Regions from separate parts of the Homo sapiens genome. Here region 1 is linked to region 2. Evidence: chromatin loops called from intact Hi-C (ENCODE). Cell type or tissue: chondrocyte. All regions are shown on one strand. Each heading gives the region's core, and the rest is flanking DNA. Links, peaks and the distances in the headings are about the cores only.

Region 1 (2,915 bases), core at 145-2,644, 310 kb after region 2:
CAGATCCTAGTTGTATGGGGGTGGGATCCTAGGGGTTTAGAAGACATTATGGGTGTGAGATACAGGTGTGGTGGCTTTTGTGTTGGGGTGCGCGGGCTCTCCTGGGGTTACTGTGTAGGGTACTCGCCTGTCCTCTGGCTGAGAGACCCCTCTTGATCTGGCCATTCATGCCTGTCCCCCTCCCTCCTGTATCTTAGGCCAGCGTCTAGTTAGCCCTGGCTCAGCCAACGAGACCTCATCCATCCTGGTGGAGTCAGTGACCAGGTCGTCTACAGAGACCTGCTATAGCGCCATTCCCAAGGCATCCTCGGACGCCAGCAAGGTGACCTCTAAGGGGGCAGGGCTCTCAAAGGCCTTTGTGGGCCAGAAGAGTTCCTTCCTGGTGGACTGCAGCAAAGCTGGTAGGTGTCTGGGCCTTTTCAAGGGTGGGGTGGGGCAGGGGCAGGCTGGGCACCCTGGGTACACTGGCCTTCCCTGCTGAGGTCTCCTGCAGTGCCCACCCCCATGTAGGCCAGCCGTTTGCAAGTAACCATCGTCATGACCCTGTTCTCCTGCACTTAATATTTTTAAATGATTTCCTTCTCTTTTGCCTTTTGAACTTGGGTATTTATTTGGGTTTCAAGGGTCGGTTGCCTGGGTTCTGGCATCCAGTACACCTGGGCTGGAAACCTAGTACCGCCACTTCATTCATTCATTCGTTTGTTCTAAAACTTATTTAGCCATGTGACCTTGGAAAGTTATTAAATCTCTTTCCAAAAGTCAGTTTCCTCTTCTCGGAAGTACCTTCCTTAAGGTGCTTGTGAGAGTAAACAAGAAGATTCTCATAGCCAACACTTAGAATAGCCCTTACTGTGTGCTAGGTTTTGACACCCATAACTCTTAAACCTCACAACTAGTTCGTGAGGTATGTGCTGTTCTCATTCCCTGTTTACAGATGGGGAAGCTGAGCTAGGGAGAGGTGAGATTCCAGTCCAAGGTCACCCAGGTAGCAAGTGGCAGGGCAGGGATTCGAACCCACACCGTCAGGCTCTATGAGCCTCTGCTTGTAATTGCCACGCTCTCCCACCTCTTAGGGGCCCCAGCATTATCGTGGAAGCACCTTACCTTTGGCTCTCATATTTCCTCTTCTTCCTGTGCCTGTCCTGATGCATCCGGGTGGAGTAACCACCTTTTGCCTCCTAGGCTCCAACATGCTGCTGATCGGGGTCCATGGGCCCACCACCCCCTGCGAGGAGGTCTCCATGAAGCATGTAGGCAACCAGCAATACAACGTCACATACGTCGTCAAGGAGAGGGGCGATTATGTGCTGGCTGTGAAGTGGGGGGAGGAACACATCCCTGGCAGCCCTTTTCATGTCACAGTGCCTTAAAACAGTTTTCTCAAATCCTGGAGAGAGTTCTTGTGGTTGCTTTTGTTGCTTGTTTGTAATTCATTTTATACAAAGCCCTCCAGCCTGTTTGTGGGGCTGAAACCCCATCCCTAAAATATTGCTGTTGTAAAATGCCTTCAGAAATAAGTCCTAGACTGGACTCTTGAGGGACATATTGGAGAATCTTAAGAAATGCAAGCTTGTTCAGGGGGCTGAGAAGATCCTGAGTACACTAGGTGCAAACCAGAACTCTTGGTGGAACAGACCAGCCACTGCAGCAGACAGACCAGGAACACAATGAGACTGACATTTCAAAAAAACAAAACTGGCTAGCCTGAGCTGCTGGTTCACTCTTCAGCATTTATGAAACAAGGCTAGGGGAAGATGGGCAGAGAAAAAGGGGACACCTAGTTTGGTTGTCATTTGGCAAAGGAGATGACTTAAAATCCGCTTAATCTCTTCCAGTGTCCGTGTTAATGTATTTGGCTATTAGATCACTAGCACTGCTTTACCGCTCCTCATCGCCAACACCCCCATGCTCTGTGGCCTTCTTACACTTCTCAGAGGGCAGAGTGGCAGCCGGGCACCCTACAGAAACTCAGAGGGCAGAGTGGCAGCCAGGCCCACATGTCTCTCAAGTACCTGTCCCCTCGCTCTGGTGATTATTTCTTGCAGAATCACCACACGAGACCATCCCGGCAGTCATGGTTTTGCTTTAGTTTTCCAAGTCCGTTTCAGTCCCTTCCTTGGTCTGAAGAAATTCTGCAGTGGCGAGCAGTTTCCCACTTGCCAAAGATCCCTTTTAACCAACACTAGCCCTTGTTTTTAACACACGCTCCAGCCCTTCATCAGCCTGGGCAGTCTTACCAAAATGTTTAAAGTGATCTCAGAGGGGCCCATGGATTAACGCCCTCATCCCAAGGTCCGTCCCATGACATAACACTCCACACCCGCCCCAGCCAACTTCATGGGTCACTTTTTCTGGAAAATAATGATCTGTACAGACAGGACAGAATGAAACTCCTGCGGGTCTTTGGCCTGAAAGTTGGGAATGGTTGGGGGAGAGAAGGGCAGCAGCTTATTGGTGGTCTTTTCACCATTGGCAGAAACAGTGAGAGCTGTGTGGTGCAGAAATCCAGAAATGAGGTGTAGGGAATTTTGCCTGCCTTCCTGCAGACCTGAGCTGGCTTTGGAATGAGGTTAAAGTGTCAGGGACGTTGCCTGAGCCCAAATGTGTAGTGTGGTCTGGGCAGGCAGACCTTTAGGTTTTGCTGCTTAGTCCTGAGGAAGTGGCCACTCTTGTGGCAGGTGTAGTATCTGGGGCGAGTGTTGGGGGTAAAAGCCCACCCTACAGAAAGTGGAACAGCCCGGAGCCTGATGTGAAAGGACCACGGGTGTTGTAAGCTGGGACACGGAAGCCAAACTGGAATCAAACGCCGACTGTAAATTGTATCTTATAACTTATTAAATAAAACATTTGCTCCGTAAAGTTGCCTTGGTGTTCTTGGATGATGTCGCTTCTGAATAAATTGTTTAATCCTAGGA
Region 2 (2,915 bases), core at 290-2,789:
GATCTGCTCCCATAACCCAAACACCTCTCATTAGACCCCATCTCCAACACTGAGGATCAAATTTCAACATTGAGGCTTGGGGGACGAACATCCAAACTATAGGCAGAGAGGTCTTTTTGAATAGTGATTGTACTGTCATCTCGTTACTAAATAATTTTGTTTAAAATTTCAGAATGTTAACATGATAGAACTTCAAAATTGAAATGATAGTAATTTTAGGGAAAAATCTTACTTCCCTCTTTAAAAATACGATTTTTTTTTCCACATTGACCCTTTACCTCTGTGTGTACTGAGCCTACTTGCTTCCTCCAAGTTTCTCTCTCCTGGGTGTTATGGAGGAATAACCCAATGCAGATAATTTTTGACATCAAGCCTTTGTCTTTATCATCTTTACTGGTTTAGAAATGTCAGGTTAGCCGGGCGCAGTGGCTCATGCCTGTAATCCCAGCACTTTGGGAGGCCAAGGTGGGCTGATCATCTGAGGTCAGGCGTTCGAGACCAGCCTGACCAACATGGAGAAACCCCGTCTCTTCTAAAAATACAAAATTAGCTGGGTATGGTGGCGCATGCCTGTAATCCCAGCTACTTGGGAGGCTGAGGCAGGAGAATCACTCGAACCCGGGAGGCGGAGGTTGCCTAGGCAACAAGAGTGAAACTCCATCTCAAAAAAAAAAAGAAAGAAAGAAATGTCAGGTTTACAGATAATGTTCTGTAGAACATTTCTTTTCTACAGAACAAACTTTTCTTAGAAGTTTAAGTGAATAAAGGCATTCCTGGGGCTCGCTCTTAAAACAGAGTTAGGTTTGTTAAATAACTGAATTTTCTTATTTTTCTAGGTAGCAGAGGGAAAACAAGAGGAAATCCAACAGAAGGGACAGGCTGAGAAAAAAGAATTACAACATAAAATAGATGAAATGGAAGAAAAAGAACAGGAGCTCCAGGCAAAAATAGAAGCTTTGCAAGCTGATAATGATTTCACCAATGAAAGGCTAACAGCTTTACAAGGTAAGTAGCTAATCCAGAAATTGATTTTATTTTATTTTTTTTCTTGTTATCTGTGAAATATCTTTTTTTTTTTTGGACTTTTATTTACAGTACGGTTAGAACATCTTCAGGAGAAAACTCTTAAAGAATGCAGCAGCTTGGGTAGGTGGCATCCATATTTCTTACTTAAACCTGAATTTTATCCTTAAACTTTTGACCTTGTTTACTGTCTCACACTGCATTTTTTAAGGGATGTTTTATGTATTAGGTATAAAGTATCTATATTCTTTTAGAAAATTTTCTTTAAAAATATGCTTGATTGCCACCAGTGGGCACCATTGTTTTCCTTGAGATGAGTGAAATTTCTGCTCTGAGATCTTCTACCTCGGGATATTTAAATAAGAAAAGTACATGAACAGCAGGATCCCTTTTAAAGTGTTCTATACAATCTTAATCTTAGGAATGCAGAATGCCATGGTTACACTTGAGACCACATTTAAAGTAATACTTCTTTGATCAGGCAATGATATACTGTCTTAATCCTAGGGATACAAGTTGATGACTTCTTACCTAAAATAAATGGGAGCACAGAAAAAGGTAGTGTAAAAAACTTAAATATATATATACTTTTTATGATATCATTTTAGTATTTAAGCAGGATAAGGAGTTCAGGGTTTTAAGTGTTTGGAATGAAAAGCATGCTCTCACAGATCATTGAACCCCATCATTTAAAAATCAAGCTTTCCTTTATTTTGTAAGAGTTGATGCTGTGATCAATTCTTAGATATCCCTTGTTATATGGAAATTTCAATTACTCAAATCAGAAAATTATTAAGTTCACCTTTAGCAATATATAATATAGATCTTTTTCCCCACTCTGTTTTTCGAAGAGCTGTACTACCATTTTGTTTCATCAAGTTCTGCCTCCAGTGATACTTGACCCCCATTTAAAACATTCGAGTTTATTTAACAGCTTATTGAGCCCTTGGACATATCATAGAAACTACTTTGTTTATCCATCTGTTTCATTGATCAGAGAGAACAGGGTCAGTTTTTTCTGCCATCAGAAAAATCTTTTATTAGTTGTTGGTTCTGTGACCCTTCTTTCTGGACAGCGTGGGTTCTCTCTTGCCAAAAACATATAGCCACTATTGGTTTTCCTGTCACTACACGGGGTACTTTTTACCCAGTGACCTCTATTATCCTTCAGTCTTGAAGATCCCTAGTCATTCTCCTTCTCTCCCCTTCCATCTAACATTAATTGAGCACCAACTATGTGCCAGACCCTGCGCTAGGTGCTTGGAGTACAGTAGAAATTAAACTCTTTTCTGTGTTTACCAATCTATGTGCCTTTCATCTCAGTTTTCTACAGAAGTTAGTCGAAGATATCAGAGTTGATACCCAGAACTTATTAAATATTTTTTCCCTTAGCCAGGCATTGTGGTGTGCGCCTGTAGTCCCAACTACGTGGGAGGCTGAGGTGGGAGGGTCAGCTGAGCCCAGGAGGTTGAGGCAGCAGTGAGCCATAATTGTGCCACTGCACTCCAGCCTGGGTGACGAGCAAGGCCCTGTCTTTAAAAAAGAAAAGAAAAGAAAAGAAAAGACAAAATATTTTTTCCATGTATCAAGGGATATCATAATAGTTCTTGGGCAGCAATCAAACTGGTAGAGTTAGGAGGTGGGTTTTTTGGTTCTTTTTTGGTTTGGTTTTGTTTGGTCAGGTTTTAATCAAGAGCTGGCAGTATAGGCTCAGGTAATTGTGTGTATGTTAGCTGCAAGGTCAAAACCTTATTTGCATATGTAATGAATTTTGAAACTCTCAAGAAAAATGTTCATTAATCATTGCTGTTTGACTATTCTACGTATGTTTTGTAAAATGCATTGACTTTTTAAAATTCCAATTTGATGGAATTTAAATTTGAGAATTTTTA

The links. A loop is a pair of places that touch in the nucleus more often than their neighbours do. Peaks named below come from ENCODE experiments on the same cell type or tissue, not always from the same donor. Only the 100,000 strongest peaks of a DNase experiment are listed, where the experiment ranks them.
Region 1: it touches region 2 in a loop (7-fold over the local background); 10 of 110 quality-filtered maps call a loop at or near these places.

Annotation. Positions count from the first base shown.
Region 1 is chr3:58,169,393-58,172,307 of GRCh38, forward strand. It overlaps FLNB (filamin B), which reads left to right. Exons shown (of 46, transcript NM_001457.4): 45 at 198-401; 46 at 1,183-2,859. The coding sequence ends at 1,370. It overlaps LOC124909485, which reads left to right and starts at 2,385. Exons shown (of 6, transcript XM_047449435.1): 1 at 2,385-2,481; 2 at 2,679-2,769. The coding sequence starts at 2,385. FLNB-AS1 (FLNB antisense RNA 1) reads right to left here and starts at 1,243. Exons shown (of 2, transcript NR_135534.1): 1 at 1,105-1,243. In chondrocyte, for the core only: no CTCF peak of the experiment used is centred there; no DNase peak of the experiment used is centred there.
Region 2 is chr3:57,863,712-57,866,626 of GRCh38, forward strand. It overlaps SLMAP (sarcolemma associated protein), which reads left to right. Exons shown (of 25, transcript NM_001377540.1): 11 at 837-1,005; 12 at 1,096-1,146; 13 at 1,531-1,581. Among named protein-coding and RNA genes, the nearest start is that of SLMAP, 110 kb to the left of the region's middle. In chondrocyte, for the core only: CTCF peaks have their summits at 1,303 (motif pointing right) and 1,515; no DNase peak of the experiment used is centred there.